Regions from separate parts of the Homo sapiens genome. Here region 2 is linked to region 1. The links are chromatin contacts, found by Hi-C or POLR2A ChIA-PET in ENCODE. All regions are on one chromosome and are shown on one strand. Each heading gives the region's core, a stretch centred on a gene start or an enhancer-like site at or near the end of the contact. The rest is flanking DNA. Distances are from core to core; before and after follow the strand shown. Region 1 has its middle 28 kb from the start of DTNBP1. Region 2 holds the start of LINC02543 (long intergenic non-protein coding RNA 2543).

Evidence for each region. A loop is a pair of places that touch in the nucleus more often than their neighbours do. ChIA-PET counts read pairs that join two places held with the same protein, here RNA polymerase II (POLR2A). Pooled maps may share reads with other maps.
Region 2: a loop to region 1 is called in a pooled map, with 2.4 times the contacts of the local background. The contact joins the promoter of LINC02543 here to the enhancer-like site in region 1. A Hi-C loop is called at or near these places in 2 of 37 single-sample maps with no recorded cell type and 7 of 50 pooled maps. POLR2A ChIA-PET finds 5 or more read pairs at or near these places in 2 of 52 experiments (B cell and WTC11).

The regions. Positions count from the first base shown.
Region 1 is chr6:15,688,429-15,693,807 of GRCh38, forward strand. No RefSeq gene overlaps it. Among named protein-coding and RNA genes, the nearest start is that of DTNBP1, 28 kb to the left of the region's middle. Within about 2 kb of position 2,968, at least 6 of the 41 ENCODE cell types and tissues checked have a DNase peak (open chromatin) inside an H3K27ac peak, as active enhancers do; they include B cell, where a contact is called at or near this core.
Region 2 is chr6:15,991,927-15,997,305 of GRCh38, forward strand. It overlaps LINC02543 (long intergenic non-protein coding RNA 2543), which reads left to right and starts at 3,018. Exons shown (of 2, transcript NR_183311.1): 1 at 3,018-3,225.

The DNA.
Region 1 (5,379 bases), core at 1,718-4,217:
TCACTAAAGTGTATCCTCATTATTTGCACAATGATAATCATTAAGTCATTAAAGTGAATTGCAGGAATAAAATTATTAAAGGTTGGTAATGATTTCAATACATCAAATTGAAGAAATATAGTCCTTTAAACTTTGATTATAGTTGGTTTTTTATAGAACTGTTTGGAGGATATTTTGGCATAGTATTTACATGTAACCTACACACAGCCTCTTGCATAATTTAAGTCATATCTAGTTACTTGTAATACCAACTACAATGTAATGTTATGTTAATAGTTGTTATACTGTATTTTTTAAAATTTGGATTATTTTTTATTGTTGTATTGTGGTATTTTTTCAGAATATTTTCAATCTACTGTTGGTTGAGTCTTTGGATGTGAAACTCCTAAAGAGGGGGGACTGGCTATAACTTTAATCCAAAAGAAACATGCGAAAGTTATTTAGGTTGTGGCCAGGTGCGGTGACTCATGCCTGTAATCCCAGCACTTTGGGAGGTTGAGGTGGGCAGATCACCTGAGGTCAGGAGTGTGAGACCAGCCTGGCCAACATGGTAAAACCCCATCTCTACGAAAAATAGAAAAATTAACTGGGCATGGTGGCAGGCACCTGTAATCCCAGCTACTCAGGAGGCTGAGGCATGAGACTCACTTGAACCCAGGAGGCGGAGATTGCAATAAGCCGACATTGTGCCATTGCACTCCAGCCTGGGTGACAGAGTGAGACTTCGTCTCAAAAAAAAAAATTATTTAGATTGCAGTATCTTTTTATTATCTCTTTAGTAACTGGTTATTAAAGTGACTATTTATTAAATATATTTTTAAATATTAAACATTTTTTATTGAGGTAAAGTTCACAGAACATAAACTTCATAATTTAAGAGTATATAAACCCGTCTCTACAGAAAATAAACAAATTAGCTGGGTGTGGTGGCCTGTAGTCCCAGTTACTTGGGAGGCTGAGGTAGGAGAGGGGCTTGAACCTGGAAGGTCAAGGCTGCAGTGAGCCAAGGTTGCACCATGGCACTCCATCCTGGACGACAGAGTGAGACCCTGCCTCAAAACAACAACAACATAAAGAGTATATAATTCACGGTATTGCATAGCCATCACCTCCATCTAGTTCTAAAACATCTTCATTGCCCCAAAAGGGAACCCCTTACCCATTAAGCAGTCTGCTCCCCTTCCCCTTTCTCCCAGTCCTTGGCAACCACTAATCTTTGTCTCTATAGACTTACCTATTCTAGATAGGTCATGTAAGTGAAATCATATAATATGTGGCCTTTTGTGTCTGGCTTCTTTTACTAAGCATGTTTTCAAGTTTCATCCACCTCATGGCCCAAATCAGTACTTCATTCTTGTTTATGGCTCAGTAATATTCCACTGTATGAATATACCACAGTTTCTTTAAGCACTTACCAGTTGATGGACATATGGGTTGTTTCCATCTTTGGCTACTGTAAATAGTGCTGCTGTGAGCACTGGTGTACAAGCTTTTGTTTGAATACCTCTTTTTCAGTTCTTTTGGGAATATACCTAGGAGTGGAGTTGCTGGGTCATATGGTAATTCTATATTTAACTTTTTAAGGAACTGCCAAAGTGATTTCCACAGAGGTTGCATCATTTCATATTCCCACTAACAATGCACGAGGGTTTCAGTTTCTCTATGTCCTCACCAAACATCATTAAATATATTATTGAGAAGTTTTTCTGGAACTGTAATACAGAATTTATGAAAATCTAAATTTACAGAACGGTTTGGAGGGCATTTTGGCACATGGCTTGGCATTTTTAAGTTGTTAACAGTGTGAAGTATTCGGTGCTTCCCTGCAGTCAGAGCCCCTGGTTATTCTGGGAGCCACATGGCACTTGACCTCACAGTTAGTTTTAAGGCTCTGTTCCCTTGCTCGTTCCATGGTGTAGAACATTCCCATTTCTCATAGACCTTTATTTCTCAATTTTCTTTCTGCAGAGCACAAAGCCTTCCTCTGTATCCCCCACCCAGTAACTCCTCCCAATCCCCCAGTCTTATTAATATCCCAGCCCGTAGGAAAAACCGTCAAAGGAGATAACACCTGCCCACACATCCCCCATTGCACTCTGATAATATCTAATGAGACTTTCCAAGGCTCACCTTCAGCATGACAAACACCAATTCTCCCTGCTGGATTCCTGCTGTACCTGTCCCCAGTCCAACAACTTCCTGTTAGGAAAACCTGGCAGTTTTTCAATTAAGCAGATTGCACATGTCTTTCCAGAAATCTCAGGATCCTGGTGTGGTGAAAAGGACAGAATATCTGGGCTCTAGGCCCCATCTGTCACCCATGACCTTTGTTCTTTTCAGCATTTCCTACTGAATTTCTGCCAACTGCAAAGTGCTGTATTATACAGTGGACAGATCACTGGTCCTGCCTAGGTCTCAAATCTAGGAGAGGAAACACCTTGTCTTTCCTGGATCTGAATGATCCTGGACATCTATTCCACCTGAAAGTAATTCTTTGCTTCTGAATTGGAAAGACTGTCTCGATGGGAGGGAACAGTGATACTATTTCTTGGTACTATAAATGGTACTATTTCTTGTTTTATCGAGTCTAGAAGTAGGCGTGTAACAAATGAGTAAACGTTCCCAAAATATTTGGGAGAGGACATGAGACATGGAAAGAAAATTGAGACTTGCCGTCACTTTCACAAAGCCCCCCAAATTCAGCAGAACAAAAATCTCAGAAGGAAAGGCAATCCTCGAACTTAAATGCATTTTTACTTTGTGTATTAGCCTTATTTTTCCAATTTCTAGGGAACCACTGGCTTAGAGAAGAGAATCCAAAGAAGCAGAAACCCAATCTTCCGCTGACGTCTCAACAATGTGCCATCTGAACGATTTCTCATTTCTCTGTCTCCCTAGTTTCTTTTTCAGTTAACTCAAAAGTTTTCACTGGCCCATTTGAGCATTTTCGAAGTGTAACTAACGTCTACAGCCACTAGAGGGCAGACCGCAGCCTGAGGTCCGGTCCTGAGGCTGCAGAACCATCACCTCATTTCATTTTCCCTGCGTGCCTCCAGACGGCGCTGCAGCTCGTGTCAATCTTGCCAGCTCCGACGCTCCTGGCGCTGAGCTCCTCACTGGAGAGGGTAGGGAGAGTCTACCGTATCTGAGAGGCAACTGAGGAAGGGGCACCCTTCCTGGAGACGCTGCCCTGCATCAGAATCCCAGGAGGAGCTTTCCTCTTTGTATTTAAATTCTGTAACTGGAATTCATCATTGGCATAAAAAATATTTATAAAGTTCTTCGGCAGCGTCGTAGGCTACTAAGCGTGGAATAAACAGACGCTGCCCCGTCAGGGTTGAGTGACCCATCAAAACTCCTGAGGAACTTTCTCCTGTCAGTTTCTTCAGGGACAGCAGGACGACATTCTCCTTTCCCTCCCTCTAAAAACACAGGCAGGATATCATCTTTGGAGTCTTAGCATTCTCACACATCATGTTCTCAGTTCATCCAGAACCTTGAGAGGGAGGTATTCTATTTCTCCCAGTTTCATTTTTATTTTAAAACTCAATCTCGGGTTTCAGAAATCTGTTTTAACGATTTTAAACTTTTCTTTTCTTTTCTTTTTGAGACGGAGTCTTGCTCTGTTGCCAGGCTGGAGTGCACTGGCGCGATCTCCGATCACTGCAACTTCTGCCTCCCGGGTTCAAGCGATTCTGTTGCCTCAGCTTCCCCAGTAGCTGGGACTACAGGCGCCCGCCACCACGCCTGGCCAATTTTGTGTATTTTTAGTAGAGATGGGGTTTCACCGCATTAGCCAGGATGGTCTCGATTTCCTGACGTCGTGATCTGCCCTCCTCGGCCTCCCAAAGTGTTGAGATTACAGGCGTGAGCCACCGAGCCCGGCCCGATTTTAAACTTTTCAAAGCAAAGTTGATGTTAAAAACATGAAATACCACGAAAGAGCTTGTCATGAGAAGGAACGTTCCCAGTCTATTCCTTCCCACACGCCACCCCTGGTTCTCCAGCTAAAGGCGACCTTTAGGAACTTTTAACAGTTTCTATTTTCAGGATTTCTTGGGGGTCACCTCCAGATCTCTAAGTGATGTACCCATGGTACTATTTCTTGTTTTATTGAGTCTAGATTATAAACAATCTACTGAGTTTCTCTTTTAACAGATGAGGATTTAGCCTTTTTGAGGAAGTCTCTTGTGATCTCTGTTTTGAAGATGAGAAAACTGAAACTCACAAGGTTCAAGTGACGTGTCCAAGGTCACATAACCAAGAGCTGATGGAGTGGGAATTAGGACCCAGGTTTCCTAACTCTAGGATCCTTGTAATTTCCACCCCACGTTGTGGGGGACTCAACCCGCCTTTGCAAAAATTATAACTGAGAAAATTATGACAATGAAAGAGATCTGACGTAACCAACTCCATCTTGCTTCTAACCTCCAAGCTGTCCTTGTTCATTCCTGGGTGTAGGCTGAACTAACTTTGCGAGGAACTTAGTTTATAGTTTAACTTTGAAACAAAGGTGACAACAGCCCTTTCCCAAAACAAACCCCCTTCCTGCTTGGGACCAGACTGCCTTTAGAGGACTAATAGATTAGCCTCTATTAGTCCTCTAATCTTGTGGCTACAAGATTAGAAATTATGGTTCAGGAGTCATGCAGCTGGAGGCTATAAGATTCTGAACTGGCCAGGCACGGTGGCTCACGCCTGTAATTCCAGCACTTTGGGAGGCCGAGGTGGGTGGATCACGAGGTCAAGAGTGCAAGACCAGCCTGGGCAAGATGGTGAAACCCCGTCTCTACTAAAAATACAAAAAAATTAGCCAGGCTTGGTGGCACGCGCCTGTAATTCCAGCTACTTGGGAGGCTGAGGCAGAGAATTGCTTAAACCCAGGAGGCCGAGGTTGCAGTGAGCCAAGATTGCGCCACTGCACTCCAGCCTGGGCGACAGGGAAAGGCTCCATCTCAAAAAAAAAAAAAAAAAAAAAAAAGGAAAAGAAAAGATTCTGAAGATTCTGAACCTCCTTGAATTACTCCTGGGGATAAATCATCATTGTAAAATTTAAGATCAGTGCTTGAGCTATTTTGCAGACTCTGTGCTGGATATATCAGCTGGCACCACCCAGATGGATACACTGGCTCATCTGGTCTTGTGGCCCCCACCCAGGGACTGCCAGACAGCACAAGAGGACAGCTTCGACTCACTGTGATTTCATCTCCAACCCAACAATCAGCACTCCTGACTCACGGTCCCCTAGCCACCAAATTATCCTTAAAAACTCTGATCCCTGGCTGGGCGCCGTGGCTCACGCCTGTAATCCCAGCACTTTGGGAGGCCGAGGTGGGCGGATCACAAGGTCAGGAGACCGAGTCCAGCCTGGCTAACACG
Region 2 (5,379 bases), core at 1,768-4,267, 300 kb after region 1:
TACTCATACTTCACTCTTTATTTTTAACAGATCTGAACATCTATTTAGTAGGAATACTGGGAAAACTTGATTTTCTCAAAGGGAAAAGTGATTTTGTCAGTTGGATAAGTGTGTCCAAACAATAGGAAATCTACCTGACATACATGAGCCCACTCTTTCTATGGTAAGTATTTAATTATGTTAGACAAAGACCTGAGAACTGTTGCTAAGTTCCCAGTGGATGCTAAAAATAGGTAGGATACTGTGGTTTCCTTATCTGAACAGGGGCGAGGAGACTTTAAAAATGTCTAGTTAAGGGCCATTCATAGTCAATCAAGGTTTATTTAAATAAATAGCAATTAAATGTAGAGCATTTATACAAAAATAGAGGAAAAATAGAAATCATGTTCTATATTGGCTATTAAGATAAACAACAGAACATAAAACTCTACTAAACAAATACAGTGAAAAATAAAACCATATACTGCAAAATTTTGATTACTGGAGCTCTTTAGAAAGGAGCTGATCATTGACTTTTCTGTATGGCTCAGGGTTTATATCTTTAAGAAGTGATTTTTTTAAAGACTTCGAATGGAAAGCTCTCTAAAATGGACCCCATGCTTCCAAGCATTCTTAAACATAGTATGAAGAACACAATCTAACCTCTTCCTGATATGGTTCGGATGTGCGCTCCTCCAAATCTCATCTTGAAATGTGACCTCCAATGTGAGAGATGGGCCTAGTGAGAGGTGTCTGAGTGAAAGGGGAAGATCTCTCATGAATAGCTTGGTGCTGTCCTTACAATAATGAGTGAGCTGTCACGCTATTAATTCATGCCAGAGCCGGCTGTTTAAAAGAGCCTGGGACCTCCTCCCCTGTCTCTTGCTCCCTCTCTTGCCATGTGACATGCTGGCTCCCCTTCACCTTCCACCAGGACTACCTTCCCGAAGCCTTCATCAGAAGCGCAGCAAGATACTGGTGCCATGTTTGTAGAGCCTGCAGAACTGTGTGCTGAATAAACCTCTTTCCTTTATAAATTATCCAGTCTCTGGTATTCCTTTATAGCAATGCAAAACAGACTACCACAGGGTCTCAATTAATTCATATTAATCTCTATTATTCTAGAGTCCTGTGTTAATACAACAATGTCCTCAATATCAGCTTAAGTGCATAGAGCTGTTTGTCTCCATTTCTTTTCTTTTCTCTTTTTTTGGAGACAGGGTCTCACTCAGTTGTCTAATCTGGAGTGCAATGGTGTGATCATAGCTTACTACAGCCTCCACCTCCTGGGCTCAAGCAATCCTCCTGCCTCAGCCCCTCAAGTGGCTGGGACCACAGGTGCTTGCCTCTTTTTTAGTCCCAGATTTCTGCGTGTTTGTCTGCATCTTCTCTCTTTGCCTGGCTGTGACTTCTCCCTGCAGCCATATGTCTACCTTTCATACCCCTTATCTCTGTTAGTGATTGGAAAGTTGGGTCCAAGTTTGTGAAAATTTTTTATTTGTTAACTAAAAATATATTCATTCTGGTGAACATCTGACAGTTTAAGAGGAATGGATATGAGCCTTTTTATTTTTTATTTTTCGCTCTGCCTGTTCCAGATTATATCTTATTATCAATTGATGTATAATGCAATAAAAGCTTTTTATAAACCATAAAGCATTAATACAGCTATAAAGTAGTGTGAGTATCTTTACTGATTTTTGTGCAACCTGCATTTCCCAGCTAGCCAGCCATGCCCACCCCTTCTAGGCCCTGAACTGAAGGCACTTATCCACCTACTGGTTATCTTTATTAAGTGACTGGGCAAATAGATTGAGATGGTGCCAGTAGTGTAGAAATAGATTGTACCAGGATCTTGGATTTTATGTTCAGGAGTCACAGTTGGCTCATTTTTGCAACAAGTTCGACTGAGCATCCTGGCCACTATGCTATTCCAGGCCCCAGGCTTGCTGGAAGCATTGGGGCGGGTGTCCAGGTGGAACTCTGTAATTTCCCTGGAGGCTGGTGGGGCCTGGGGCACCTGGAACCCTCAGGGCAGTCTCCTCCTGCTGAGAGCAGCCTTAGTGGTTTATCTCAGTTTGCTGTACAGATTTCATGCGCTGTGTATGTCATGGTGTGAAAAATGCTGAGAAGGCCGGATGTTAGGTGGTTATACTGAGTTGCAAGTTGTTGCATTGAAGGTTATGGATGGCGTGTCCTCTACCCTGCTTGGCAGGCTTTGCTGCAAATGCATTTTTTGTCCTTGTCACAGTAAACAGAGACATCTATATTTGAGAGTTCACTCTCATTAAGCTACTGATTTAGTTCTCTGTGAGACAACCAGGCTGGTCCTAATATATGAAAGTGTTTTAATAGTTAAATTCATTCAGGCTGGGCATAGTGGTTAATGCCTGTAATCCCAGCACTTTGGGAGATGGAGGTGGGCAAATCACCTGAGGTCAGGAGTTCAAGACTAGCCTGGCCAACATGGTGAAACCCTGTCTTTACTAAAAATACAAAAATTAGCCAGGCGTGGTGGCGCATGCCTGTAATCCCAGCTACTCGAGATGCTGAGGCAAGAGGTAGGCTGAGGCAGGAGCCTGAGCTTGAGCCCAGGAGGCGGAGGCTGCAGTTAGCCAAGATCGCCCCACTGCACTCCAGCCTGGGTGACAGAGAGACTCTGTCTCAAAAAAAAAAAAAAAAGTTAAATTCATTCATTGGACACGTATTTCTTGAGCACAGACAATGTAATAAACTCTGGAGACACAGGTTGAATAACATAAGACTCTTCCTCCAGTGGGCTTGGGAGGGAGATGGCTGGGTACACAAACAGTCACCATCTGATGTGATGAAAGCCCCGCACAATTCTGACCTTCATAAGGGGACACTTACCCTGCCCTTTCTCTCCTGTTCCAAACACGACATGAACATAGCATGACAAGATTCTCAATCTCGCTAAACACCTCATGGTATGTTTGACCTCCTATGTCATAGTTCTTTGTGATATAACAGCTTATTGCATGATTGAAGACTCATGGGTTCATTACATTGCTTATCCTCCTATCCTATCTGCAGCCTCTAGTCCAAGGCTCCCAAGGGCCCCACGATATCTGATGCATCTTAGCACAGAGCAAGCTAATGCCGACTCATGCCACATCCCCGTTACACACAAGAGGTCAGAGAGGAAGCAGGGCAGAGCAGTTTTCCTCTGAGCCAGACCTCAGAGGTGGCCGTGGTATTTTTGTTTTCCCTTCCACCAAACAAAAGGTTTGTTACACCTACAAACTTTCCACTGTAAATGAGGTTGAGACTTCATTGAGAAAGATCTGGAATGGAACAGATTAGGTTTTTAAAACCGAATTAAGCTTGAAACAAAAGTTGAGTCAACTATGATGATAATAACATTTGACCTACAAGAATGAAAGGAAACTACACAAGTAAACAAAGCCACATTTAATGATGGAGGCCTATTTGCTTTGTTTTGAAAATACAGGATTATTTTGAGCTTCAAAAGGAAATGTGCTTACGCACAATTTGAAGGTTGTAGTTTCCGTCTCAAAGAAAAATGATTGGAGATTTCACTTGGGTAAAATTTAAGAGAGCTTTGTCCTTTGAGCACCTAAAATCTTCAGAGTTAAGTTGTGATTTGTCTTTTTTGTCTGATAATGACTACAACTAATGTTAACTGAGCATTTGCCAAGGACTATGCCAATGAATTATCTCTTACTAATCAGAAACACAGCACAGTAGTGGTGAGCCAAATTTTATGTTGCTTTTGTTGTATGATAAAAGATTCAAGAGATATAAAAGAAAGAAAAATAAGGTTATCTCTGAATACAGCATGTGGCATTGCTGTTCTACTGGTAATTATGTGAAGGGCAAGATCACTTTTGAGAACATGCTCGTTACTCCTCCAAGACCACATTTAGAGTCCGCATGATCCAAGGACAGCAGCTGTGTTTGTTATCAATTCAGATTCTACTTTGTACTTTGTGGAACCCAATAATGTACCAGCAAGAAACTCGAGTCTCCTATGTTGAGAAAAATGTGACTTTGGCTGTAAGGAGGTTTCAAGAGGCAAAGATTTTTAGTCTCCCTGAACAAAATTTTGTGTTTTGTTTTTTTTTCCAGGAGAGGTTCATATCAATGCTTGGAATATCTGAAGTACAGGCATTCTGGAATTAATGAATATACCACCCATTCAAGCAAGTCAGGGAGTTGTGTTGCAAATGGGAAGGCTTCTCATGGGCCTGGAGACCAGAAGGCAATTGCAGACCCCTTCCTCTTCCCAGGGCAGCCAGCTCACCAAGCTTCTGTCACACTGGCCTCTTTCTGTTCGTCCAACACATGACTCATCTTTTGCATTGGGGCCTTTGTATCTATGTACATTCTGCCTGGAAGGCTCCTTGAACTCTGCTCTTTTTTTTTCTTAGCTCAAAAATCAAGATTTTTTTTCCCCTGACTGTCTTATCTAAAGTAGACTTTCTCAAGTTAGGGCGTCTATTCTAGTCTACAATTGTATGTTATTGCAGGTCATTATTATCTGGCTCCCTTCACCTCCATGTAAGATCCATGACAGCAGGCCCTGTGTCCCTCTTGTTCACCAGTGGGGTCCACTTGACATATAGTTGTTGCTCAATGCACGTGTGTGTGTATGTATGTGTGTGTGTGTGTATATATACACACACACATATACATACATATTATATTTTATATATACATATATATATATATATATATATTTAGAGACAGCGTCTCACTCTGCTGCCCTGGCTGGAGTGAAGTGGCATGATCATAGCTCACTGCAGCCTTGACCTCCTGGGCTCGACAAATCCTCTTGCCTCAGCCTCCTGAATAGCTGAGACTACAGATGTGCACTGCCACACCTGGCTTATTATAATTATTATTATTATTTATTTGTAGAGACAGGGTCTCGCTGTGATGCCCAGGCTAGTCTTGAACTCCAGGCCTCAAGGGATCCTCCCAACTCAGCCTCCCAAAGTACTGGGATTATAGACATGAGCCATTGCACTGGCTCAATGCATATTTATTAAGTGAATGAATGAATGAGAAGTGAATTCATGAATAAATGAATAATATGAATTTAGCTATATTAGCAAAATGGGATATTACAGGACAGCACACAAACCTTATTACTGTTGTTTCTCTGAAAAATATGCCCCCTGAGAATGCAACTTGTGAATGGGCAAGAGACTACATAAAAGGGTTAAAAAGGGCTAGGGCATCAAAAGTAGAAATAACAATATACAGACATGAAATTTGCCTCTGAAGAAGCATAAAGGAAATCTGCTTGCCTTGAATAATCTTTAAGTCTGAAAACACTTCATCTATCAAAATCCTGTCACGTGTCACTAGTTCCCACTCCCAATAACACTTTTCTTGAGAAGATAGAAATGTGCA